Regions from separate parts of the Mus musculus genome. Here regions 1, 2, 3 and 5 are each linked to region 4. A link is a loop called in an ENCODE intact Hi-C map of the cell type or tissue named here. Cell type or tissue: heart. All regions are shown on one strand. Region 1 overlaps Nsmce2 (NSE2/MMS21 homolog, SMC5-SMC6 complex SUMO ligase). Region 2 overlaps Nsmce2 (NSE2/MMS21 homolog, SMC5-SMC6 complex SUMO ligase). Region 3 overlaps Nsmce2 (NSE2/MMS21 homolog, SMC5-SMC6 complex SUMO ligase). Region 4 holds the start of Trib1 (tribbles pseudokinase 1). Region 5 overlaps Nsmce2 (NSE2/MMS21 homolog, SMC5-SMC6 complex SUMO ligase).

What was found. A loop is a pair of places that touch in the nucleus more often than their neighbours do. Peaks named below come from ENCODE experiments on the same cell type or tissue, not always from the same donor. Only the 100,000 strongest peaks of a DNase experiment are listed, where the experiment ranks them.
Region 1: it touches region 4 in a loop (2.2-fold over the local background); 6 of 42 quality-filtered maps call a loop at or near these places.
Region 2: it touches region 4 in a loop (3-fold over the local background); 7 of 42 quality-filtered maps call a loop at or near these places.
Region 3: it touches region 4 in a loop (2.1-fold over the local background); 6 of 42 quality-filtered maps call a loop at or near these places.
Region 5: a loop joins it to region 4, with 2.1 times the contacts of the local background. A loop is called at or near these places in 6 of 42 quality-filtered maps.

The regions. Positions count from the first base shown.
Region 1 is chr15:59,540,724-59,545,723 of GRCm38, forward strand. All of the region lies in intron 4 of Nsmce2 (NSE2/MMS21 homolog, SMC5-SMC6 complex SUMO ligase), which reads left to right. Among named protein-coding and RNA genes, the nearest start is that of Gm36677, 75 kb to the right of the region's middle. In heart, no CTCF peak of the experiment used is centred here; a DNase peak (open chromatin) is centred at 1,998; H3K27ac peaks cover 1,425 bases.
Region 2 is chr15:59,478,397-59,483,396 of GRCm38, forward strand. All of the region lies in intron 4 of Nsmce2 (NSE2/MMS21 homolog, SMC5-SMC6 complex SUMO ligase), which reads left to right. Among named protein-coding and RNA genes, the nearest start is that of Nsmce2, 110 kb to the left of the region's middle. In heart, a CTCF peak has its summit at 2,851; DNase peaks (open chromatin) are centred at 2,365 and 2,955; H3K27ac peaks cover 1,720 bases.
Region 3 is chr15:59,548,613-59,553,612 of GRCm38, forward strand. All of the region lies in intron 4 of Nsmce2 (NSE2/MMS21 homolog, SMC5-SMC6 complex SUMO ligase), which reads left to right. Among named protein-coding and RNA genes, the nearest start is that of Gm36677, 67 kb to the right of the region's middle. In heart, no CTCF peak of the experiment used is centred here; DNase peaks (open chromatin) are centred at 539, 1,499, 1,999 and 4,059.
Region 4 is chr15:59,647,475-59,652,474 of GRCm38, forward strand. Trib1 (tribbles pseudokinase 1) reads left to right here and starts at 1,180. Exons shown (of 3, transcript NM_144549.4): 1 at 1,180-2,048; 2 at 4,005-4,297. The coding sequence starts at 1,689. In heart, CTCF peaks have their summits at 439, 638 and 2,993 (motif pointing left); DNase peaks (open chromatin) are centred at 277, 887, 2,427, 3,087 and 1 weaker place; H3K4me3 peaks cover 4,284 bases; H3K27ac peaks cover 3,635 bases.
Region 5 is chr15:59,565,054-59,570,053 of GRCm38, forward strand. All of the region lies in intron 4 of Nsmce2 (NSE2/MMS21 homolog, SMC5-SMC6 complex SUMO ligase), which reads left to right. Among named protein-coding and RNA genes, the nearest start is that of Gm36677, 51 kb to the right of the region's middle. In heart, no CTCF peak of the experiment used is centred here; DNase peaks (open chromatin) are centred at 2,358 and 2,948; H3K27ac peaks cover 1,346 bases.

The DNA of each region.
Region 1 (5,000 bases), 110 kb before region 4:
ATTAAGAAAGCTGTTGTGAGTGTGGGAACCAGCAGTTGAAATCAAGTGTTCTGTCTGAGTCCGAGCTTCCGATGCTACACTTCAGTCTCCAGGTAGCTCTAGGAGCTACCCTGTCCTCACGGTACTTTGCTCACCCATAAAACTGGGCAAGGCTCTTTGAAGAGTTAAAAGGAGAGCAAACATTGCTCTTGCAGAGGCTCTGGGTTTGGTTCCCGTTGTCAGACATCTCACTCTGTTGTCGCCTGTAACTCCTGCTTAGGGGATCCCCGCCTGCATACCCACACAGGGCTGTGCACAGAATTTAAGATAAATACATTGTTTCTTTCAAATGAATTAAATGGCTTACTATCAAGCATGACCGGGGATTCTTAATGGTGACTCTACACCTAACTCATTTGTGGGTTTCTTTTGTTTCTTGTTTTGGTTTAGACCCCACCCAGAGAACTCGTGATTCATTTCTATACCCCATGGTATGTGGTCTCTTATGACCAATGTAAGATCCCTGTCAGAATTACTTCAGAGTAAGCAGAGTGGCTTTTTAAATGACTCTTGTTGATGACTGTATACCTCATTTCAGTGTTAGTCAGCCAGGACTAAGACAGGACAATGGGAAAGGGCCAGCCTCATAACCTGTAACAGTTGTTCCTGAGATACGTAAGCTGCCGCCCTCGCCCCCTCGCTGCTGAAAGATAGCGTATTTTATAAATAACCGATGCAACTGAAAAGGAACAAATTGGTTCTCCCTCTGTTTGATAGCTCCTCTGTTGACACCCAGTGACCTATCTCAAAAGTAAACCTTTAAAAGACATAGAGTGTTGCCCACAAACATTTTACATTTTTAGGTCCATGAACAGTGGAGCTCAAAAGGGCTTAAATATTCTGACTGATACAGGCTTCTCATCACCAGGTCCCTTACTCAGAGAGGGGGAGGCACTTGTCAGCACACTGCTTTCCAAACGAGAAATGAGCTCCCCAAAAGAACAGTTGCCCCTGCAGTGTTTTATATAATGAGAGTTTGAGATAATTGCTGTGTTGATACTGAAGCACTTTTGATTTATAAAGCAAGCATTCATTTAAGAAAATGTCACATAACTTGAAAATTGTTATCTGAACATATGATTTTAGTTTTCTTTTGCAGGAACTGACTTACTTCAAGGCCATGCCATTTAGATCTCAGGCTAAGCCAAATCAAAGGTGACAAGGCACATTAATGACCTGAGAGGCTGGGCTATCTCACAGGGTGGCACTATCCCATTCGACAGTCATTTATTGAGTGCTTACAAGACACTGTGATTCACATGTTCAAAGGACACTGTCCCAACACTTAAGTACATGACAGAGGGAGGCAGTGACATTCAGCTGCTGTTAACGGTGGAGGAAAATATGAGTATGCAGGAGGGGCCCTGGACCGAGCCAGGAGTAGAACAGGGGAGGGGATAGGGCTGAGCTACAAAGCTTCCTGTAGGACGGACAGCTAGAGTGATTCCTAGAGGACAGGTTACTGTAGGTGGAAGAACCTTCCAGCTGGTCACTTGTGGACAGTGTAAACATCCTGCCTAACCAACATCACCTTGGCTACAGGGAAGGCCTGATGGTCATCTGATGGCTTCAGTCTTAGATGATCTACTGGCTTCAGTCTTAGATGACCTACTGGCTTAAGTCTTAGATGACCTACTGACTTCAGTCTTAGATGGCCTACTGGCATCAGGTCGTAACATTATTTGAACATTTTTAAAAGTCATTTTTGTCTCACAATGATTAGCTAGGCTCAGAAGCGCAAAGGAATAAGATATTTGGGACTTGCCTTTTTGCCTCTGGTTTGTGTCACCTACTCTCCTCCATTTACCACTTGACAGGGTTACATAGGAACAAGCAACACCCTCAGCAGTTAGGCCACTGGGAAAGAGAAGCCCGTGCCACCAGCCACAGTAAACCTTATCCCCAGTGTCACTGGAATTGATGCCACTCTGACCAGTGGATCCTGGTGACCATGTCAGTGCCCTTTAGCAGACTAACCTCTCTATACTTGGCTCTCTTCTCAAGATAAGGAATAATAATAGCTCCTTACTATACCACACTACCCTGTGGACATGGGGGTTGAGGCTGACACTGAATGAACTCACTCCTGGGGCAGCAAGAACAATTTGTTAGCTGTTAAGGGACAGAGTCCCAGTTCCTTTCATGTGAGACTAAGACACATACAAGGACTTCTGCAATCCAGAGCTCCATTTTCTGCAGATACTACTTTGTCATTCAAGCCAGTGTGTTCCTTTCATAGCCACTGCTAGTGTGCTATGTGCCAGACACTGTTCTCAGCACCTGGGATAGATAAACTCAGGAATCAGTCCACACAGAGTCTGAGCTGTGGTGTGGGAGTTAATCTGACACATTTCATAACTGGAGAGAGGGAGAAGGAAGGAAGGAAGGAAGGAAGGAAGGAAGGAAGGAAGGAAGGAAGGAAGAGGGAGGGAGAGAGGGAGTGAGGGAGAGAGGAGAGAGGGAGAGAGAGAGAAAGAGAGAGAGAGAGAGAACAGAGCTTACAAGGCCCAGATGCTACAAGCCCTACCAAGCCATTGTAGTAAAAACTGAGCAGAATGAACAACTACTAGTGACTATTGAGCTTGCAGGATATAGTAGGCACTGGGTTCTGTGTTTTATTTGAAATAAGCAGATGAAGCCTTTATGTAAAGCAGATGACACTGGCTCCAAGGGAGGCAATGGAGGAGTTTGCAAAGACAGGGCTCTCTGATTCTGAAATGCACCTTGGTAGAAGGGTGTGTGTGTGTGTGTGTGTGTGTGTGTATCACAAGATTGGGAATAACAAGATTAATTTTGGGCTGCACTTGGCCTCCATGTAACCCCCTTCCTTGTTCAGGAACTGGGGAGCAATTTTGGTATCTGTGCTTCCAGAAGGACTAGACCAAAGAATCCAGCCTCATAATGCTCACTCCTTGGGTGTTTTTCCTGGAGCACTAAGCAGGTTCACGGTCCAAGGTACAGCTTCCCTGCCCATTTTTAAAGACCCCAGCATTTCTGAGTGCTTGTTACAGACAGAGGAAAAAAACTAAACTACAGAAAACTCAGTTTCCTGTTCTTGGTTATGACCAGAAAATGAGGTGGCTTTCAGAGCAGCATCAGTGACCCGTGAACCTGCACTTTAGATGTGACTCACAGTAGTAGCCTGTGGAAACTGGCAGACTCCTTGTTCTACAAGATGTTATTCTGAGCCAAGTAAACACCCCCAAAGTCAAGATGCTTGTTTAAGACCAAACCTCAAGGTAGAATGTGAAGGACGGGCAGAAGGCTTATTGAAATACGTCAGCTTATTTTGCAGGACAAAATGAAAACCTGCCAGACACTCTTAATTCATACATTACTGATTTGAAATTCATGAAACCATTGAAGGGGCTGTGTAATAATAATAATAATAATAATAGTGAAGGGGCTGTGTAATAATAATAATAACAACAACAACAATAATAAGTGAGAGTCTTACTATTTAGCTGCCTATTGTTTATTTGCAAAGCACAGTGCTGGCCATCAACGGTGCAATATAAGTGACCACTGGCTTCTACCCTTCTGACTGTGTAGGTAATTTCTAAGTATGTAGAGTGTAGTATAACTACCCTAAGCTGTGTCCTGATTCCAGTTGCTCTACACAGAATCAATTTGTACTTACCCAGCAACAAAAGAAAAGAGAATAAAACAAAGAATAATGTGGATGGTGAGTGTAATTCCATCTGCATTTCCAGAGAGAGCAGCCTGCTGTTCCTTTCAGTTGACCTCAGCTTCCTATTGCTTTCTCCTGTCTCCCAATGTAAGATTCCATTGTATCTAGTGTTTGAAGATAACATTTTCATAGAACATAGCCCTAGGATGCTATATCTGCTTGCTGTGAGCAAAGAAGTAGCATTCTTTCCATTGCTAAAACTAATGCCAGCTGTGCTTGGCCTCACCAAGGGGTCAGTTTTTCTTTGACTTCTATGATATTTTCATCATGTTCTTTGGCTAGAGGGTTTATGTTCTAAAAGAGATACAGTTCGTTGTAGTGATAGATGTACAGGGCAAAGTCAAACCTTTTATAAATTCAAGAATCTGCCAAATTGGGCTGGTGAGATGGCTCAGTGGGTAAGAGCACCCGACTGCTCTTCCGAAGGTCTGGAGTTCAAATCCCAGCAACCACATGGTGGCTCACAACCACCCGTAATGAGATCTGACTCCCTCTTCTGGAGTGTCTGAAGACAGCTATAGTGTACTTATATATAATAAATAAATAAATCTTTTTAAAAAATTAAAAAAAAAAAAAAGAATCTGCCAAATTGGGACCATAGCCAAATTATTGGGCTTCTGTCTGTAGCTAGTCATTGCCCACATTTTTTACAAATCTGTAAAACAAAGATAGTTATATTTACGTCATTGATATCACAATGTTTAAATGAATAATAAAGATCCTGACAAGCACGTGGAAGTCCATTGCTATCCATCCCTGCAATAAGTATGAATGTAGTCTGCCTATGAAAACCAAGGACAGGGTGTCGGCAGAGGGGTGACATAATCTATGTGATTTTAGAAAAGATGACCGTGGTGACTGGAGAGTTCAGTACTTGGTGTGCTGACATGGGGACCTGTGTTCAGATGGTTTGCACCCATGTAAAAAAGTCAGGCATGGTGGCGTGTGTCTGTGACCCCAAGGCTCAGAAGGCACAGACAGGAAGATCCCTGGGACTTTCTGGCCAGCAAATCTAGCCCAGTTGGTAAGTTCCAGACTTGATGAAAATTTGACATCTTAGGGAAAAAAGGATAATATGGTGGAGAAGGATGTCGGAAGATACCCAGTGCCAACCTCCACAAGTGCACACAGAAAGTAGAGATTACTGTGGTGTCCGGGCTAAACCATAGCAAACCTAGAATAAGGAGATACTGGCATATTGGCAAAGATGAGGGCCTGAGCAAAAGAAAATGGTAATAGTATGCATGGAGTTCAGAGGTCAACCTGCAGG
Region 2 (5,000 bases), 170 kb before region 4:
ATGGTTGCAGTTTCTCTCTCCTCTTGGGTGTGCTGACCAGCTCTTGCCCACTTCGTTGTCTTTATAGTAGAGCACTGCACTAGGAAGGAAGATAAGGAACACTCGTCCTGCGTCTTGGGAATTTTGGCCTTTAGAGCAGGGGTCTCCATGCTTTTTTCATTGTTCACTGCATATTAATTGCATTTTGTTGGTTTGTCTGTATATATGCTGTAAGTAATTTCAGCATTTACATTGGTAATGAAACCTTTTTTCTTTCCTAGATAAAAGTTAATTATAAAAAGTAGTCATATGGTTTTGTGTATATTCTAAGGTGTATGCAACGTACTTTAAATACCTCTGCTGGGAAAGTTAACATTATTTTTCCTGAGTGAAATCTAGAGATGGTCCTAGGAATTCCAGGGATGAGTAGATTTAGTTAAGGAATTGCTCTAGTATCTGTTCCTCCATCTTCCCAATTCATTTGCTACCCAAGCACAAAAGTCCTATGTGTGTTGGGAATCGAAATAGTATATTCTGAAAATAGGGGTTTTTAAAGAACATTTGGTAGATTTTTATTTTTACAAGATGAAAAGTCCTAGAGAAATGTTTTTATAATAATGTGAATGTATTTAATACCAATTGTGTCAGCTTTCTGATTTAATAACCCAGTATCGGAGACAATCAACCTTTGATAAGTTTATTTTAGTTCTTGGTTTCAGAGGCCTCAGTCCATGGTCACTTGACACTTTCTATTGTTGCAGGATTTTCCCTGTCCAATCACATTAGGACAGTGGGGGGCCTGTGATTGGACAGGAAAAGGGAGGCGGAGCTAGGAGTTGGGGAGACAGAGAGGTCGCAGAAGACAGAGGTCGAAGGAGGAGGAGGAGAAGCCAACATGGAGGCAGATAGTCAGGAAGAAGATCCCGATCCCATGTGGTTTTAAACAGCAACTAGTAGCTAAGATTTTCACAAGGTTAGAATAATTGGGGTAAAACTTTTATCATTATCAATTGGCTCTGAAATTATTGTATTGGCATCTTGTAAATTGTGATCTTATTGTTATATAAATCTACTTGGATAATTAAGCTTTAAGAGTGATGTTTCTACTGGATAATTAGGTGTTGAGATGGCTTTTCATAGGGTGTGTGGGGTGTTGCATGGAAGTGTGAGGAACTTGTGGGGGACATCTTAGAGATGGCCCAGTGGGAACCCTGTGGCCCTGTGGGGCGAAGAGTTGACTGCCAAGAGACTGAGCAAGTGAGATCACCTGACATGGGGGTTAGCCCTAGAGAGTTGGTAGCGGCAGGCAGGAGCATAGCCTGGCCTGGCTGAGAATTGGCGTGTTCATTTTATAATATTTCCCTCAACAATCTATTGCTTTGGGCCAAATGGTAACACAGTATACTATGACTGAAACACATAGAAGGAGGCGAATTTACCTTATGGCAGCCAGGGGGCAAAGAGATAGATGGGAATGGGCTCAGATCCCCTTTAAGGGTACTCTCCTAGCCCCCAGATGACAGATTTGGGGCTAGATTTCCTCCACTAGATTCCACATTAGAAACATTAGACCTCACTGCAGCATCACACACTAGGCAAGCTTTTGCATTATTGGCCTGTGAGGGACACTTAGAATTGGAACTGTAGCACTAATGAATGAAGGCTAAGATGGATTGCTGGTGGCTCTCCTGTCTTGCTGCCAGCCTGCTGCCCTGTCTAGTGTAGGGAGTACACTTTTCTTTCTGTTGCAAAAACAATAAGGGCATCAAGATGATAAATTTTATGTTATGTGGAATTTTTTTCTTCTAACATAAAGACAATCAGATCTTACTTACTCATTGCCTGTAACTAATTTATTTTAAAACCTGAGCCACATAACCAGACTGTCACTGTCTGTGATCCTGTGTAAAGATTCCATGTCGTACCTGTCCTTCTAATTTTCTACTGCTTTGCTAAGTCCTTTAGGCACTTTAGTCTGTTACACCGCCACAACCAGAGAATGGAGTTTTGATTTGTAATACAAACCAAGTAAAACCTATGACTAGCAGTCTCTGGAGCTCCTTCAGTGGTACAGACTTGAAGAGGGGCCTTTAATGATGCCCTGCCTGCCATGTTGCTGTCTGGGATCCAGGAAGGCAGGTAGACAGCAGTCTGAATTGCATTTGGTATTTCCTGTGTTCCAATGCCTGGATGTAAATGAGAGATGAGCATTTCAATTTGGATGATCTGGCTGGGTTCCTAAGCCGAATGGCTGCGCATATACCATAAACACCGTGAAGAAGCAACCATGGAAACACTTGTTTTCTTGTTGAGCTAAATTTACTCTGGGTTGAATATTAACACAGCTCCTGGCAGGACTTTAAAAGCAAAAATAGCTTAAGCGTGATTCACTCTGAGTCACTGCTGGTGCTGAGCTGCCTGGTGCTTGACATTGAACAAGTTGGCAGCCTGCATTGCTACATTTTTTCTAGGAACTCTGAACACATTTCATTCTTGTGAATTTGCTTGTGCAATGATATTAAATAGAGTAATATGTTTACTTTGTTTCTAAGTCAAATGAATTTGAGAATGGCGAAACTAAAGTATTTTTCTTGGGCTTTCTGGAAAAGCAAGCTTCTCAGAATTCTGTGGTTTCTTTAACAGTTTATTTTATAGGAGATTAGTAAAATATGGAAATTTTAGATTAGATACTGGGGCTTCTGGAAGTTTTGTTAAAAAGTCTAGTAGTACTATTAAGCAGGATTCATTAATCTTCTGTCCTTACCAGACAAGGTGATTGTGCCATTCACAAAGCTCTTTCCTTTTCTTTCTTACCAGGGGAGGGAGGGAGGGAGGCAGGCGGTACTGCAGCCTGCTGTACACTCAGCTAGGCGGTTAACTTAGGAAATACTTTTCTTATTTGAGATTATATAATGGGAAGTTCATGGGTTTTGAAAGGCAGACCAGACCCACCCAGGGGATCTCTGTTGGCTCTTTAAAGGCCTCCCTCACATGCCTTTCCCTGAGTCAACCCAAGTGGCTGCTAAATCGTGAGTAGCCTGTTGGCTGACTGTGGGAAAACCTAGGACAGAGCAACTCGCCTCATCCATGATCAGCTAGGGCTGAGTCTAGAACGCTATATGAGAATGGTTTTCCCTTGATGTTGCAATTTCTATTTTAACATGTTTTTGTTTAGCTTTTGGAGTTGCCCAACAGTGTAATTTCAATTGAGGTTTAGTTTCAGCTCTTCCAATTTTTTTTTTCTAATTTAAAGACACTATCATTTTGTCTTAGAACTTCAATGACTTATATAAAAAATGGTTTTCCTATGATAGTCTTAAAACCAAAAGGAGCCTAGCCTAATTTTTGATAGTATTTTGAAATTATTTTACCATAAAATTGTACATTAGAAGATGCAACTCTGGTAGAGAATTTCAACATAGTTGCATAAATTGTGTTTCATATTACAACTTGTTCTCTGCTTGACTTCACTGAAATTAATAAAAGAACCCTTTCAGAAGGATCTGGTGAGTTAGCTTTGGTTTTTTTTTTTTTTTTAAAGAACTTACTCATAGTGTATCCTGTGTTGCTAAGTTTTCAAAGTTACCCATTTCAACCACACCCAAACCCTTTCAGAGGCTTGAAATCTCTTTACTCAGATGTCTTCCCAGTAAAGATTGGGGATCTCTGTGAGTTCCAGGAGATGCGTGAGGACTGTGTAAGAGCTAATGCTTGGTGATGGAGCTGCTGCTGAGTCTTGGATACAACACACAGTTCCTTATTCTGCAGTCAGAGATCCCTTACAGCTTTCTGACTCCGGCCTTGTGGCTGCTGGGAATATCCCTGAGGTGTTTTGTCTCAAAAGGATCCATGCCTTGGAGCTAGAGAAGGGAGAATGGGTTTTTACCATAGCATTCTCCTGGCCCACGGTTGTGCATATTCTGCTGATAGCTGTGTTTTGGAGGCAGGTGAATTTTTGGCATGTCCTTAAAGTAAGTACTACAGGGTTTAGGTAAATCAGCCCTTTCAGATTGTAAACTAAAAGGTTATTAGCCTAGCTGAGTCTCAGCATAACCCGATAGTACTCTGTTACTGCAGATCAGACACACCCCTGTCCCTCTGCCCCCAAGTACCCACCGCGTGTGTGTGTGTGTGTGTGTGTGTGTGTGTGTGTGTGTGTGTGTGTGTGTGTGTGTGGTGTAGAAAAGGTCTTAGGTGTAAGAGTTCAGGCAAGATCCCTATAAGAAAGAACTTGTATACTCATTAAATCTGGGTTTTACAGACTGGGTAACTGTTAAATTTATTTGGTCAGTGCAGTTTCATTTTTCTGCTTCTGTTCATTTGTGTAGTAGCCATTTATTGAACCTTACTATGCCAGAAATTAGGATATTTTTTAAAAGTCGGTGCATTAACTTAGAGGCAGTCAAGCAAATTATTAAATTATCTATGTTTTAAAGGGCCGGTGACAACCATGTCATAATTTTGTTCTAGTAACTATTTTCAAATGTTTCTAATTTTCAAAAAAAAATATGCAGGCATATAGTAACTTTTTGGATAGGATTTTAGATTCTACAATGTGGGATGACTAAGTCAATCTAATTGACATGCTTAGCACTTCATCTACTTTCTAATGGTGAAAACATCCAAAATCTACTTATAAACTTGGATTATGCGTCCTTATCCCATTCTGCCATCACTCTTGGACAATGCACACACTTTTGGTAAATTGTAGTCTTGACTACCTTGAAGTCAGCTTTTTTAGATCTTACACAGAAGTGAATCTGCTCTCTTTATCTTTCAGTACTGATTTAAATGTCCTCCAGGCTCATCCATGTTGCTGCAAATGACAGACCTTTCTCTCTCTCTCTCTCTCTCTCTCTCTCTCTCTCTCTCTCTCTCTCTCTCTCTCCCTCTCCCTCCCCCTCCCCCTCCCCCTCCCCCTCCCCCTCTCTCCCCCTCTCCCTCTCCCTCTCCCTCTCCGTGTGTGTGTGTGTGTGTGTGTGTGTGTGTGTGTGTGTGTGTGTGTGACACAGAGAGATAGA
Region 3 (5,000 bases), 99 kb before region 4:
GCAAGCAAGCATCCAGACTTGGATGCTAAAGTGTCTGATCATAGGGGGATGCAGTCTTCTCTTTGTAGCCGAATGAAATTTTCCAGGAGACCTTTTGAGCTGCCAGTTGACAGCCCTATATGACATGTCTGTTGGGCTCCTTTGGCACTCATGGCAACAAGAAACAAACCCTGCAGTTTTAAATAAGCAGTTAGAGAGCTCAGAGCAGGTGGTCATAACTCAGTATGAAGCCACCAAACACCTCATCTTCCTGACTGACACCTTTCTAAATTCTCCCAAAGACCTCAGAATACCTCCCTCTCTCAACAGCGACAGGCTTGGCATTGTTAGTGAAGGAGGCCCATGGCCTTCTTGGACCTCTCTGCAGGTCCCACAGGCTGGACTTACAAAGAGTCTTTTGACCAGGCAGCGGTGTAAGTGACTTTATGGAAGACAAGCCAGCGCTTGTTTCCTCTCTGTGCTGTAAGGGTTAAGAGTCATCACTGTGGTCACCAAGGTCAGACACCAGCTCTCAGTGTGCTGGTTCCAGCCACAGATGTGTTTGGGTTGGCCAGGGGAGTTGTATACACATGTATCTTCGGTTGCAACATACACCAGTTAGAAGGGTTCCCATCAGAATCAGCATTTCCAGCTTCTTTTAGTACTGTCTCTGACAGCACAGGCTGCCGTGTAGAGGCTGTCTGCCTCAGTGACATGGAGGTCCCTCATTGACCCTTCTACCTTGACGTAGCTTCAGCCTGGCCTACTTCCTGGATGCAGGTTTAACAGTGTTCCTACAGAGTCCTGTGCCATTTTCTCTACAATAAAAGTGAAAAGTACAAATTCTCCTCATCACACTCCTGACCTAATTTTAACAAGTTGCCAAATACTGAGTCTCAGGCCTACAGTGTGCTTTAAGATATAATTCCTAAGGGCAGCATTCTTTGATCAATCCTCTTGTAAAGTCACACAGTTGAAGACGATCCCTACCTGCTGGTGTTTCTGTGTCACAGCTCTTCTCCCTCTGCCCCATGGTTCCCAGCAGTGTACATGCTAAACATATCCTTAGTTGTCCCCTTTTGGCTGCTCATAGGTTTGAAGCTAGGCTGTCTGTGGGGAAGGGAGTGTGGAGCTGCAGAGGGGAAACGAGATACCTGTTTGGCTTCCACTGGCTTGAAAACTGAGTCATGAGTCCATAGTACAGAGGTAATGTGAACAAGTCTTTGCAAATCACTGCATCAGTAAGCCGTTTGCCCCCACCCCTTACACACCCTTTTCTCACCCGTTGTATGGCCAGCCCCTCTCTTGGTTCCATTTAGACTACCTAACCTCCGTTGGCAAAATCTGCCCTTTTCCTACCACCTCATTATTCTCTGGCCACCTGCCAACCACGTGAGGGCGATTTGAACACTGCTGAAAGCAGGCCAGCACATGGAGTCCTTAGAGACGCTGTCATGTAGTCATGACCGTGAGGAAGCATGTCTCCTGGAACTGTGGGTCACGTCACTCCACCGTTGTCATATTTCACTTTACCATCGCAGGGGTTTTGTGCATTTCTTCCAATTCCCATGACTCTGGTTTCACATGAGGTCGTGGACTTCTCAATCAAAAAGTTGCTCATAGCTTTGGTAGGTCTGAAATTTCAGAGTATTGAGCAAGGCCCGCATTGTGCTAGAACATGATCTAATAAGATTGGACTGTCAAAACAAGAAGCAGCAGTCTGGCTAAAAGGTTTTTAAGCAGGAAATCTGTCCTGTGAGAACCTCCAAAAGATGATAAACATGTAGGCTGGGGGCCGATTTCATTTTCATCTCTACCATGAACTTAAGCAGACTGAAGTAGAGGCAGAAACCGTAGATGCTATCTTTTGGTTGGGAAACTAATTGGTTGTGTAATTAGCTGTGTGAAACATCAGGAAAATATGTGAACCATTTTGTTAGGACCCTACAGAGTACTTGGGACAGAGCCCCAAAATGTCAAGTAGAGACGATGCGTCACTCAGAGTGCAGTCGGAGAGCAGGGAGTTCCTTTCCAGCCCACCAACCGTGAGAGGCGGCAAGTTATGTAACCTTTTCCGCTCCTTGGTCTTTTCATCCCTGACATGAGAATTGGGACATTATAAGATGTTCACGGGGGATAAAAGGAATAATCTGGAGCAGTGCCTGGAGCTGGAGGAGTGGCCAGTAAGCGAGAGCAGTGACTGGTAGGTACATCGCAAGTATGCTTGTGCATTCTGATCTCAGCACAGTTTCCAAAAGAAGATCGGCTGGTATCTTAGTTTTCTGCTCTTTGTGGCTCCTCACTAGTGGAACCCTGTGAAGGGAAACATCTTGTCATTCTCTGCACCATTCTCTTGTCAAGAGCACATCTCAGTGAAGGCTCAGGTCAGGATGGCCCTGGCGATGAGTCACTGTAGTTCACTTTGGCCTCCTCCTGAAGCCCACTTTTATAATTTTCCAGTTCAATTATTAAGACACTGAATATCTGCATCATACTACTGCTGGATTGCAATGTAACCACTAACCAAGCATGTTTATGCAATGCCTTATGTGTAATCACTTATAATAAAAGTAAAAGCCGGGTGTGGTGGTGCACGCATTTAATCCCAGCACTTGGGAGGCAGAGGCAGGTGGATTTCTGAGTTCGAAGCCAGCCTGGTCTACAAAGTGAGTTCCAGACCAGCCAGGGCTATACAGAGAAACCCTGTCTCGAAAAACCATTAAAAAATAAAAAATAAAAATAAATAAATAAAAGTAAAGAGTATGGCTTAGTGATGGCTTCATATTGGCTAAAGGGGAAAGCCCGCGCCGTCTCTCAGCATGTTAGATTAATCCCTGCAGTGGAAACTAGATTGATTCTGACAGAGTAGCTGGAAGTCTAGTCAGCTGCCTGCTTGCTTCCTCCTTGCTGCCGTTGTGTAATGGGCAAAGGTGTGCTCTGGGGACCACTGAGGCATTTGGTTTTGCCCCTGGCAGAGGACTTGGATCTGATTCCCAGCAGCAGCAGCCGCAGCAGCAGCAGCAAAAGCGGCAATCCCTTTCCTCTGCCGAGTCATTGCCAGCTAAGGAAACAACTGTCCTCAAGTGCTGCGTGGGATCAGACACCAGAGAGAAAGAAATCCCGTTAGCTCATTTAATTAATTGTTTTACTTAAAACCCAAGCTGGGAAGAAGGAAAAGAAATCTCAGTCTGTGAAGTCCTTCATTGCAAATGCGGGGACCAGTATCGGGTCCCCAGCTCCCATGTAGTCAGACATGGTGGCACAAGCTTAGGGTCCCAGTGCTGAAGGGGTAGAAATGTGATCTTTCAAGCTCAGTTGTCAGGCTGCCCTATGCCAAGAACATCACACCGAAGTCTATCTCCTGGCCTCTGCAAACATGGACACTCCGCCCTCACACAGGCATATACCAGCACACGCAAATGTGCACGTATACACAATACATATAAGTAAAAAATAAGGCCCAGGGGCAGTTGGGACCAGATCACACCTTTAATCCCAGCAATGGAGAGACAGAGGCCGGTATTCTCTGCGATTTTGAGGCTAGCCTTGTCTACATAGGGTATTCCAAGACAGAGTTACATGGTGAGACCCTGTGTTTAAAAGAAAAGAAAGGAAGGAAAAGAAAGAAGAAATTAAAAGGAAGCCCCAAATCAGTATAAAATCCGAGAATTTATGTTTCAGTTTCCTTATCTAGCTCTCCAAAGAAAAGGGTCCCACTGTCGTCGTCCCCCCCCCCTCAGTCTTTGGAAAATACACAGATAATAAAAACATCAACTTGGGACCAGACAAATAGCTCATCAGTTAAAGGCACACACTACTGGAAAAGGACCTGACTGTTCCCTGCACCTGTGTCCGGCAGCTCACAGCAATGCTCACTCTGGCTCCCAGTGATCTGAAACCCACTTGTGCACTCCCCGGCATCAGCACTCAGCCATGTACATGCGCACACATACACACATCATTCAAAATAACCTTTAAAACAAAACTTGTTCCACATAGTTTATGATGTCACCAGGGATTCTTGATGAGGTTGTCAGCCTGTGTGTACCGTTCTGTTACTAAGCCCTGCTTTTTTCGGGGGTGTTGTGCAATATGTCAACACTTCCCGTTTCTTTCCTGTAAACTGCAGCTTTTCTGGTGATTAGTATTCATCGTCTTTTCCTGGTTATGGGATTGTCAGCTGCAGTCTTGAGGGAGTTCCCTGCCTGCTTTGGAAACAATCTGAAGAGCTGAATGTGTTACTTGGAAATTAAGAAATTTGGAAGCATTCATGGGAACCCAAACGGTAAAACAATCAAGAGATGGTTATGATCTTGAAAATCAGATAATGATAGGATAACAGAAGGAATAATCTCAGCCTTTCTAAAAGCTTCCTGAAACGTTTAATGGACACGTGTGTCCCTGCCCCATGCTTTTCAAAGGATGGATGTTCTTGTTCTATCTCAGGAGCTGGGCAAGTTGTGATGCTTCAGTTCCATCCCTCAGAGAACCCTGACTAATGCACATGGCCACTGCAGATGCTTCAGATGTGGCTTTGTAACTTAGTGCCTTGAATTACCCAGGGTTAACGAACTCTATCTTCTAAATCCCTTCTACAGCCATGGTGCCGACACACATCAGTGACACCTTGTCGTGGTAGAAGATGGGCTAGGCAAAGGCAAAAGTACTGTTTTCAGGGCAAGGAGTATGCAGTAAGCAGCTTTCTGCCCGGGGCCAGATGGGTTGGGACAGTCGGGAGACTGCTGATATAATGAAGAACAAGGGGCCTGTTAAAGGGTGGAAGAAAAGTTTCTCAGGGAGTGACTTCAAACTGAACCAGAAGAGAGCAAGACAAATAGAACGCAGAGAGTCCAGCAAGTGCAGAGGACGGAATGAAGCACATGTAAAGACCCGGGGGCATGTGGTGTCTGAGCAGCAGTACGAAGGCAGATGGAGCTGGGATATAGAGAGAGGTAGAACTAAGCCCTGATTGTAAGGAAACCAAGCTCTGCTAAAAAGTCAATTACAGGGAGGAAACAGTG
Region 4 (5,000 bases):
CTGGCAGTGAATAGAATGACCCGTACCCCAGTATCCAATACTCCTGGCCGCACTGGCGCCCTAGACCCTCGGGCGCGCATTGCAGGCGGGAGGGGACAGGAATCTGGCGCCAGCCACGTGGGCCCCTTCCGCCAGTTCCCCACATCCTTTGTTTCCCACCGGCCGGAGCTCAGGAAGCTCTTTCGGCGAGTCACCGCGAAGGGGCGGCCCAGGAGCTTGGAGAGGCTATTTCCGTGCAATCCGGGCGGGCGGCAGGCGCGGGAGGGGCGTGGAGGTGGAGGCAGAGCAGAAGGCCCAGTGTTTGCTTTTATTTCATCCAACAGAAGGTTCTATTTGTGGAAGCGAACAGACGCTGGGGATTAGAGTTGGGAGGGGGCAGGAAAAGAGGGGAAGAAAAAAAAAGCCACATTCACTACCACGCACAGGTCTTCCCCGGAACTACCGCGTGGGGGTGAATGACTGATAATGGAATTCATCACCTTTCCTCTCGCCCCTTCCTCCGGCTGCAGCCGCGACTCGACGGCGCCCACAGCTCCACCGGGAGCTCCCCAAAGTGCAGAACGGCGGGGAGGGGGGGACCCACTAGGATAAAGGCGTGACCACTGGGTCTCAGCCAGCTGCCGGTGCGCAGCCAGGAGGTGCGCGCGCGGCCGCCGGGAGCTCGGTGCTCCATTGTGTTGTGTGAATGATGCGCGCGCACCAATCAGCGGTCGTTTCGCCCCTGCTGCCCCGCCCCTCCCGCCCACTTCCCCGGGAACCTGACGTCACGGGAGCTTTGCCTCCGCCCCCTCCCTGGGCTACGGGCCCGCGGGCCTGCGGTGGGGCGCGCGCAGCCTGCTGCCCAGCCCAACCCGGGGGGCGTGTGCGCGCGCCCAAGGCGTCCCAGGACGTTCCCACCTGCGCCTCGGCGCGCGCGGTCAGGAGCATCCCCAGGCCTCCAGCCACCCCTTACAGTTCCAGCCTCCAACTCCACCTCCCCTCCCCCCTAGTCTCCTCCCTCCGCTCCGGTGACTGCAAGCCGGGCGACGGGGCCGGAGTCGTCGCAGCCACCTCATTGCACAACCCGGCTTCCCAACTGTTTACACAGCCCGGGCTGTGAGTGTGTGTGTGTATACAGCGTGAGTCACCGGGAGGCGGAGGAGGTGGAGGAAAAGGAGAAGGAGTGCACTGGCCGGGATCAGTGCGGCACACACACTCATAGTCGGTCACTCTCTCTCTCTCTCCTGGAGCGCGTCTCGCTCGCTCACACGCCTGGAGCCCAGGAGCGCGCAGGATTCCGAGCGGCGCGGAAAAGTTGTACCGGCTTTTACGCCAGACTAATTGCTTTGGGAAGTGCGTTTGCTCGGAGAAGCCGAGGAGCCTGTGGAATCCTGTCCTCGAGGCTCAACACCCGGGAACTCGGGCCGTCTCCACGTCCCGGACTATCCACAGCCTCGGCAACAATAGCGGCGGCCACCGCCAACGAGGCGCCCAGACCTGGTGCCTGTGGGGGTCTGGAGACCTTAGCCGGCCTCCCACCCTTGGACGCGTGGCCAACGTGGTTCTGGTGGACAACGCCAGCGTCCTGGAACGGCTCCTCTTGGGGACCGATCCAAGCTCTATCTGCAAACTCCATCCCGCCGACTGGAAGAAGTCACAGCGCAGATCCAGGGATTTACAAAGCCGGGGCCGCTCCGGCCAGGGCCGCGATGCGGGTCGGTCCCGTGCGTTTTGCCCTGAGCGGCGCCTCGCAGCCCCGCGGTCCGGGTCTACTGTTTCCGGCTGCCCGGGGAACCCCGGCCAAACGCCTGCTGGACACGGACGACGCGGGGGCAGTGGCGGCCAAGTGTCCGCGCCTCTCTGAGTGCTCGAGTCCCCCCGACTACCTCAGTCCCCCTGGCTCGCCCTGCAGCCCTCAGCCTCCGCCCTCCACGCAGGGGACCGGCGGCAGCTGTGTGAGCTCACCCGGGCCCAGCCGAATCGCCGACTACCTGCTGCTACCCCTAGCTGAGCGCGAGCATGTGTCCCGGGCACTGTGCATCCACACCGGCCGCGAGCTGCGCTGCAAGGTAAGCATCCTGGGGCGGAGGTTGCGGGTCTGGATCGTCCACAGAAGTGCCTAGGTTCCGGCCCACCGGGATCACAGTCCCGCCAGCGCTTGGGTTTGGCAGAGCAGATAAGGGCGTTTAGTTGGATAAGGAGGGTATTTTGGTCAGCTTCGTGTTTTTGGAGGTTGAGTGCTTTCCTGTGGAGTGTTTTTTGGTGAGGGTTAGGCGGTCTAGAGGAAGTGCAGGGTTCAGTTCTTTTATCTCTGTTCTTTTCTTTGGCGCTCTGTATTGCTAGCGCGTGGCGTTCCATTTAAGTTTGGAATTGCAATGGGTTCCAGGGCCATGCCATTGCCCTGCTCTCATCCCCCTCCTCCCCCTGTCCTGGAAGGACGCCCTGCAGTGTGTGCCTCCTCGGGACTTGGAGCAACTGGCAAGCTCTTTGCGCGAGGCTCGCGGCATGGGTTCTGTATAGACCAAGTCGGGCTTCTTTTTACCTAGGGGTTTCTGGGCTTGAACTCCTGTTGGGACCAGCATACAGCCCACCCCAGGAAGTGTTGGGATGGGGTGGTCTTAAGCGTGGGAAGGCTTCTGGCCAGCATCGGAGTATTGGAAAACTTCCAGAGGCTCGCTTCCACTTGCTTTAGTTTGAGCCGGCGATTTTCATTGCAACATTAACAGGAGTACAACTAGATACAGGATGGCCGGTCTGGGAGAGCGCGTAGCCCAGGACTGCTTCGCAGTGTGCTCTTCGTGAGCCGGACACCCCATCTCTGGGCCATTGAGAGCCCCACTGACTCCTTTCATTCTCCTGCAGTTAAAAGTGGCATCTGGGTTTCCAACAACTCACCTGAAAGCCCCCCTCCGCCCCCCCCCCCCCCCAACGTGAGCGCCCCACCTCTCCGTTTGCTGCTGCCACCTACTGTCCACTCTCGTGAAATCTCTGATGCGTGGTCAAGCACAGAGAGAAACTCTTTCTTCTTGGTGGATGAGAACAGTTTTGGGAGAGAAACGGATGGGGCGGGAGGAGAAGGCAGCAGATATATATTTTTTTCCCAAGTTGGTACTAGAGCAGCCACCTCAGAGGTGGGGTTGGTCTGGGTCATTGTGCAACCCCTTCCAGTTCCTCTGAGCAGATAATAGCCGAATCCAGATGGTGACAGCCCGTGTGTCACCATTTCCAGTTGCGTCTAGGATATGAGTAACCGGGCTGAACAAAAGGCCCTTAAAGAGACCAGCCAGCTTCTTAGAGGATTTGCTACCCGTTCTGGGGAGGGGGGCCAACCAGGGTGGATGGGGGTCGAGGAAACAAACAGGAAAAAAGAGAAGACCTATAGAGGTGCCTATCCTCTCCTGTAAGAAGGTAACTACAGGCTGCTTCCACCTGAGTCTCAGCCATAGGCAGGCTGCATAAGGCCGCTTTGTCAGTCTCTCCTTCCAAGTCATCAGTTCCTTCTGACTAATGACAGCTCTGCGTGTTTGCTGCCTCAGCTTCCCGTGGAGGCTGCAAAGTCACCACATTCTTTGACTGTGCTCTGCTGAGCCTCCTGGGTTCGCAGGAGATGCATGCATGTTTAGCTGTTGATTTTTCACTCTTAGGGATGCCGGGGGTACCTTCCCCTAGCTACTTACTGTCTGCTAGGAAGAGCTACAGCAGGGAGCTGGGCTTGCTTGGCTCCCAGGAGCTGATGGCCCCCTAAAAGACAAAAGCATTTGCAGAAGGGAGTTCTTCTAGTCACCCTACAGTAGGGGGTGGGCTCTGGGAGTGTGCTAGCCCAGATCCCAAAGTGTAGCTGGTTTGTTGTAAGGGTATCCTAACAGCTGGAGCTCTGAGGGGCTACCCAGAAAAGAATATATGAATGGGGCTTATTGCCATTGAAAGCCCAAAGATGGAGAACTCCAGCCCAGCTTCAGATAGGACCTTGGAGGCGGGCCCTCTGTCTTTCTCATTCCTTAAACAGGTCACTTTTCTCCCCACAGGAATTCCCCATTAAACACTACCAGGACAAAATCAGGCCTTACATCCAGCTGCCGTCCCATAGCAACATCACTGGCATTGTGGAGGTGCTCCTTGGTGAGAGCAAGGCCTACGTCTTCTTCGAGAAGGACTTTGGAGACATGCACTCCTATGTGCGGAGCCGAAAACGGCTTCGGGAAGAGGAGGCCGCTCGGCTCTTCAAGCAGATTGTTTCCGCCGTCGCCCACTGCCACCAGTCGGCCATCGTGCTGGGGGACCTGAAGCTCAGGAAGTTCGTCTTCTCCACCGAGGAGAGGTAGGCAGCTGACACAGCACTTCTGGTGGCCTTTTGGAACAACAGCAGCAACAATCCCCACCCCCCCAAACAATGAAACAAACAAACAAAATGAAACAAAACCCCCAAAGGCACAGGTCATGCCTTTAGGTGCAAGATAAACCCAAGGGCTCAGGTCTTCTCTGCTGTTAGTACTAAGTCCTGCATCTGGGAAGTGATGGCCAACCCCAGTTTATTCTCTGCTCTATTGGACGCAGCATAGGGAAGCCTAGAGGTGTGTTGGTGCTTTTCTTGATGCTACCTGTTGACAGGATGCCCTTCCTGCCCCTGTCTCAGGCTCAGGTTTATCTCCTCTTGTCAGAAAGGCCAGTCTTTTGGGGAAAAGGTGTCCACTTGTCAAGGACAAGTGGACTCCAAGAGGTGCTCAAATTCTTACTTCCGTGCCCTGCCTCTGCTGTACCTAGAAGACTTTACAGAGCTAGTTGTGTTGTTGTGTTGGCAGAATAACAACCATCCCTATCACACCAAACTCCCGTTCTGTTTGAGCCTGGGCGCACCCCACCCCTCCCAGTAGTTGGTTCCCATTCTCTGGTGAGTTTTTAAAGACATCTCATCAGCTCCATCTTCAGAAAATAACCACATTGAATAATAAATGGAAGTTGGCTAGCGTGCACTGCTAAATATAGTTCCTGGCTTACCTCACAAAGGACAAGATGTGCTTGAT
Region 5 (5,000 bases), 82 kb before region 4:
GGGTCCCCAAGTAGGGACAGGTAGACTAGAGATCTTGCGTCTCCATTGACTCAGCTGTAGACCAGGGCTAGCACTAGGTGACCGCAGCTTTTTCAGTTTGAATATAATGCCAAGTCCACTAAAAAGCAAAAAAGTCCACCTGTTCCCTTTACACATTAGGCTCCTGTGTTTGTGCCATGCACTGTGGAAGTACAGCCATGCATTCGGGAAGAAAACATAGCATTGAGCAGTTTGGTAGACTCCTGTGGCCATTTCCCTACCTGCCAAGTGATTATCTGTCCCCAGGTCCTTACTCGTGGCATATGGGAAAGAGTAGATAATACAAAGATTGTAAAACACTGTCAATGTCAAGTACTGTGCCATAGACAGAGCAGCCACACAAGGCAGGAAAGCATCGTGAGAAAGAAAATAGGCATTCTTCCCCGCTGTGATTTTATTGTTCCCACCCCCCAACCCCCACCCCACCCCGAGACAGGGTTTCTCTGTGTAGCCCTGGCTGTCCTGGAACTCACTTTGTAGACCAGGCTGGCCTCCTGCCTCTGCCTAGGATTAAAGGCGTGCGCCACCATGCCCGGCTTGTGATTTTAAAACTATGTTCTAGATTTTTAACAACTAACCATCTTGATCTGTATTTTCCTGTTAATTGGAACTGCCCAACACACTTTGGGGCAGTACCTCCAACATCAGAGTGTGATACTAGAAGTCATTTCATTGTTTTCCAGCCCAAATCTTTTTGCAAAGAACTTGAGACAAGCTTGTTTCATCTCCAGTTCCAATCACTAGCCGTGTGATTGCATGTATAGGGTGGAAGAGCCAAGGTTAGAGCGGCACACAGGAAATCCAGACTCGGCTGCTTCTAAGCTCCAGTCAGCTGCAGCTCTGGGACAAATCAGAGTTGCAGACTTTATTGAGAAGACCAAAGCTGCTGTGTGGACTTAATCTGCTTAATTTCCCCAACAATAGATATAAAACTAACTGCAAGGTCACACAGAGGAGGAAGTTATCTAGAGTCTGCAGTTTAGTGTCTTGTCCAGTGTGTCTACATTCTCCTAAGTAAAGCAACTTGATATGTCTGGAAAGGGTATGTTTCTGTCTCCACTTTATATATGCTTAGAAAATTGGCAGATTTGATATAAGCCTTCATATTCACAGATATCCTAGAAATATCTACCATAAGTCTATCCGCTATTAAGGTCACAGTAATAGGATTGTATGGTTTGTAGAATTAAATATGCTTAGCTTTGGCCTGCTCTGAGGTTTCCAGTTTTCAAAAAAACATGAGAGAAAGCACTAGCATCAGCGTTGTCTCCATTAAATTAGATAATTTGCAGACTATGCATAGCAGAGTGCTGGCTTTCAGTGCATCATAGCTCGCATTACAGAACAGGTTCTTAGTCTGATTAGACTTTCACTGAATAGTTAAGCTCTTGATAAGAGAATCCAGATGAACAGGTAGTGTTTCGCTGTTGGTTAGTTGGCTGGTTTTGCATTTACTCTTTATCGTGGGAGGCTTGTGCATGCTGTGTTACATACAGGAGTTTAGAAGACAGCATGTAGGGTTCCGTTGTCTCCTCCAAACTTGGAGTCCTATGGTTCAAACATAGTTCACCAAGCTTGGTGCAGGTATCTTTATCTGCTGAACATCTCACCGGTCCTGTTTTTGTCTCAGATCGGGTCTTGCTATGTAATCTTGGCTGACCGGGTACTTTCTGTGTAGCCCACCCTGGCCTCAAACCCACAGCAGTCCTCTTGCCCCCTCACTCTGCCACATGCAGCCACCGTGCCCATTTTAGAAGAATCCCCATGTGCTGGAGAGCAGGCCTCTGCCTGGCCTGTGCCTTCTGTGTTCCTGGTTGGTAAGTAATGGGTGTTCAGGAAGGAGCTGCTTGCTGCACTTGAGCTTGGGTTTCTGTCAAAAGGAGATTGCCTCTTCAGTGAACCCTTGAGTCTTACGAACCAGTCCTTGATTTCAAAATTTCTTTTGAGTTCTCATGAATGTGGTGAGCTACCATGCAGTGTACTTGGAAACAGTCCAGTTTGGTTCTAAAGAGAGAAGGGAAGAGGAAGGGCGGAAGACCATGTCATCTAATTGGTTTGGGACCTTGGAAGAGACAGGATTGTCTGAGGGGAGCACCAGGTGGAGAATCCAGTATCCTACACACTGCTGCCAGCAGCACTTGCTCCTGAGAGGGAACCATACAGGAAACACATCATCCTGTGCCCATGCCAGGCCATCAGAGTCAAAGCCCTAGGAGTAGGGGACCGAGGCGTCTTTGTAGTTTAGTTTGCCAGGTTTAGGGAGCATTGCCACAGCCGTTTTCCAGGCCCAGGAAGAGAAAGCAATTCCCTGAGTCACTCCCAGGGCTAGTCAGTGACCAAGGCCAGCCTTAGGTTCAGAAGACACTCGGCCAGTACAGGGTCTTCCCAGGTTATCCCAGCCCCTGGTTCTCTACTGGCTGAAGAGCAGAGGCAAACGCTTCTCTCTCTGTGCTATCGAGAGCTGCCTGACCTTAAAGGGCCACTGTGGGGTCAAGCTAGTTAAAAGATGTTCTGTTCTGTTCACCGTGTCCTTTACTCACAGTCTGTTCTGCAGACAACTGAAAGGCTGCTAAATTAAGCCATTTTTCAGAGAGGTCTGAGTCATCTAGTGGCAGCTGTCGGTGCCTCGCTGGAGGTGCTTTGATCATTGTTGTCTAAATGCACACATTAGTCCTGGGCAGCAGTGTGTTGTGCTGTGCTAGGGACTTACTGAGATAATGGGCTCAGCCCTTGAGGACATCAAGGAAAGCCAAAGGCTCATGAGTTTCTCTCAGGGCAAGAAAAGGCATGGAAGCCACATATTTTAGCACCAACAATCTAGTCTCTCGGCTAGGAAAAGCTTGAATGTATCCTGCCTGCCCAGTTAATATAGAGAAGGGAAGTACCTCACTCAGATCACATGGGAATTCAGGAGCAGATGGCAGGACACAGCAGAACAGAATTGGTTTCCTCAAGGGAGTTTCCTCTATTCAATCAGGAAGGCTTTCATTAAGAGTTGTCATTTCAAGGACATCTGGAAATGAGGTCTGAGAAGCCAGTCCAAAGCACAGTGACCATGGGCATATGTTTGAGAAGAGTGGTGTACAAAAGAAGAAAAAAAATGCATTAACCTGTTATAAAGCAGTGTGTATAACTGATTTAGAGCACGGGGGTGGGGGGTGGATGGGTGGGGAGGAGTCAGAGTAGGAATCTGAAGAGGCCAGAAGTCACCAAACAGTTGCCAACGACAGCATTCTCATGGGTCTTACTGACATGACTAGGTGGTCGAAAGTGGTTCAGGGGGGTTAAAGTCACTGCCACCATTCCTGAACAGCCATTTCATGCCATGTCTAGCATATTGCATAAAATGTCTTTTTCCTTAGAACAGCTTTTCAGACAGGTGTTTTCCTCCAAGCCAGTGTTCCTGTGCCAGTGAATGCCCACTCAGACTTGGGTGGCTTTCTTAAAAGCACAGGGCGTTCGGGAGACAGAGTTCATACTTGTTGGTTCCTTCCTTGAGGCCTCTCTCAGGGTATTGAGGGGGAATGTTAGGGAGAGCCATAGGAGATCACCGAAAGCTTCTATCTAGGCCTGCAAACAAAAGGGGATAAAATGGTAGCTGTGGGTGGGGTCATACATTTCTGATTAGAAAGAGCAAGAAAATAATGCAAGTTTTTGCCATTGCCTCACCGATGCTTAAGGAAGAACAAATTGACCGGAAGTTACTTACTTGGCAGTGATTGACCTGGTGACATGACCCATCGAGTTAGAAAAAAGGAAGGCTCCTCAAGAAGAAAGATGTCACATAATAAGCTTTACTGGTGAGTTGGAGTGTTTAACGTTGCAATGCCCAACAAAAGATGAAAGGTAAAAGCAGATTAATATGTTGATGTGTCCTCTCAATAGATGATAGCACAGCATCCTGTGACCTAGGGTCTCACAAAATCTGCCACAGGCCTGTGTGCATCGGGCACTGGAATAAGATGGTAGATCACGGATGTGAGAGGATACAGCTAGGAATGGAAAGATCGAAAACTCCGGGAAGCTGTGTGCTATCATGCCAGCCTTGCACTGGAGGGAGAGCAGGGGAATTAAGTCTGGCAGGGCCCAGGGTCCTGTAAGAATGGATCATTAATTTTTTTTAAAGATGAGAAAGGAGGCTTTTAGGCAGGAAGCACAGTAAACACATCTCGTATCCTAGAATCCAAGGAAGAGGGGGAGAAGAAGGACTTAGCTGTGCTGACTACATTGGTCAGTCATTCATTAAGTTATAAATTAGTTTAAATCTTTTCAGTAGACCTGCCAATTAAGCATCCCACTTACACATGAAGAAAAGGGGCACGGAGTGCAGAGATGGGCAGGGAACAGGTAGGATTTTCCCAGGCCTGACTCTGAACCATGGCTTCCATGCCCCTACTGCCTCGGCTAGACTGGAGAGCAGTAAGGAAGACTTGACAGGGACAGAGCCAGAAGCTGTGAACAGACCAGGGCCAGCGTCTGAGAACCAGGGAGCCTGAGGTCTTGATGGTGCAGAGGTGACATGGCCAAAGCTGGCCACAAGGATTGGCCTCACGTCCCTTTGCCGTGTGTGGCATTGTGCTGCCCAGTGTGTGGACGAGTGAATATTCGTCACCTGGGAATGATGGGAATGAGTCTCCTCTCCCCAAACTAGTACTTTGTAGCCATTGTGTCTGGAAATGTCCCATGTGACAACCCCATATCCTGTCTGTTTACCCTTTCCTTTCCAGTGACATGGGATACCCACTGTTGATAAACTGTGACTTAGTGTGAATCACTAATCATGTAATTGGTAGAAAACAATTACCTTTGACAAAACTAGGTTACCTGTGTGAGATCTTTGTACTCTTGAGGTGAGAAGAGTCAGATGGGTAGAGGTTTGGCTCTAGGAGTAGGCTAAAGGGCTTCACCTCGCTGGGAGCATAGGTCCTAGCCCCTGGATTAAGTCGTGCTCTTACTGCTGA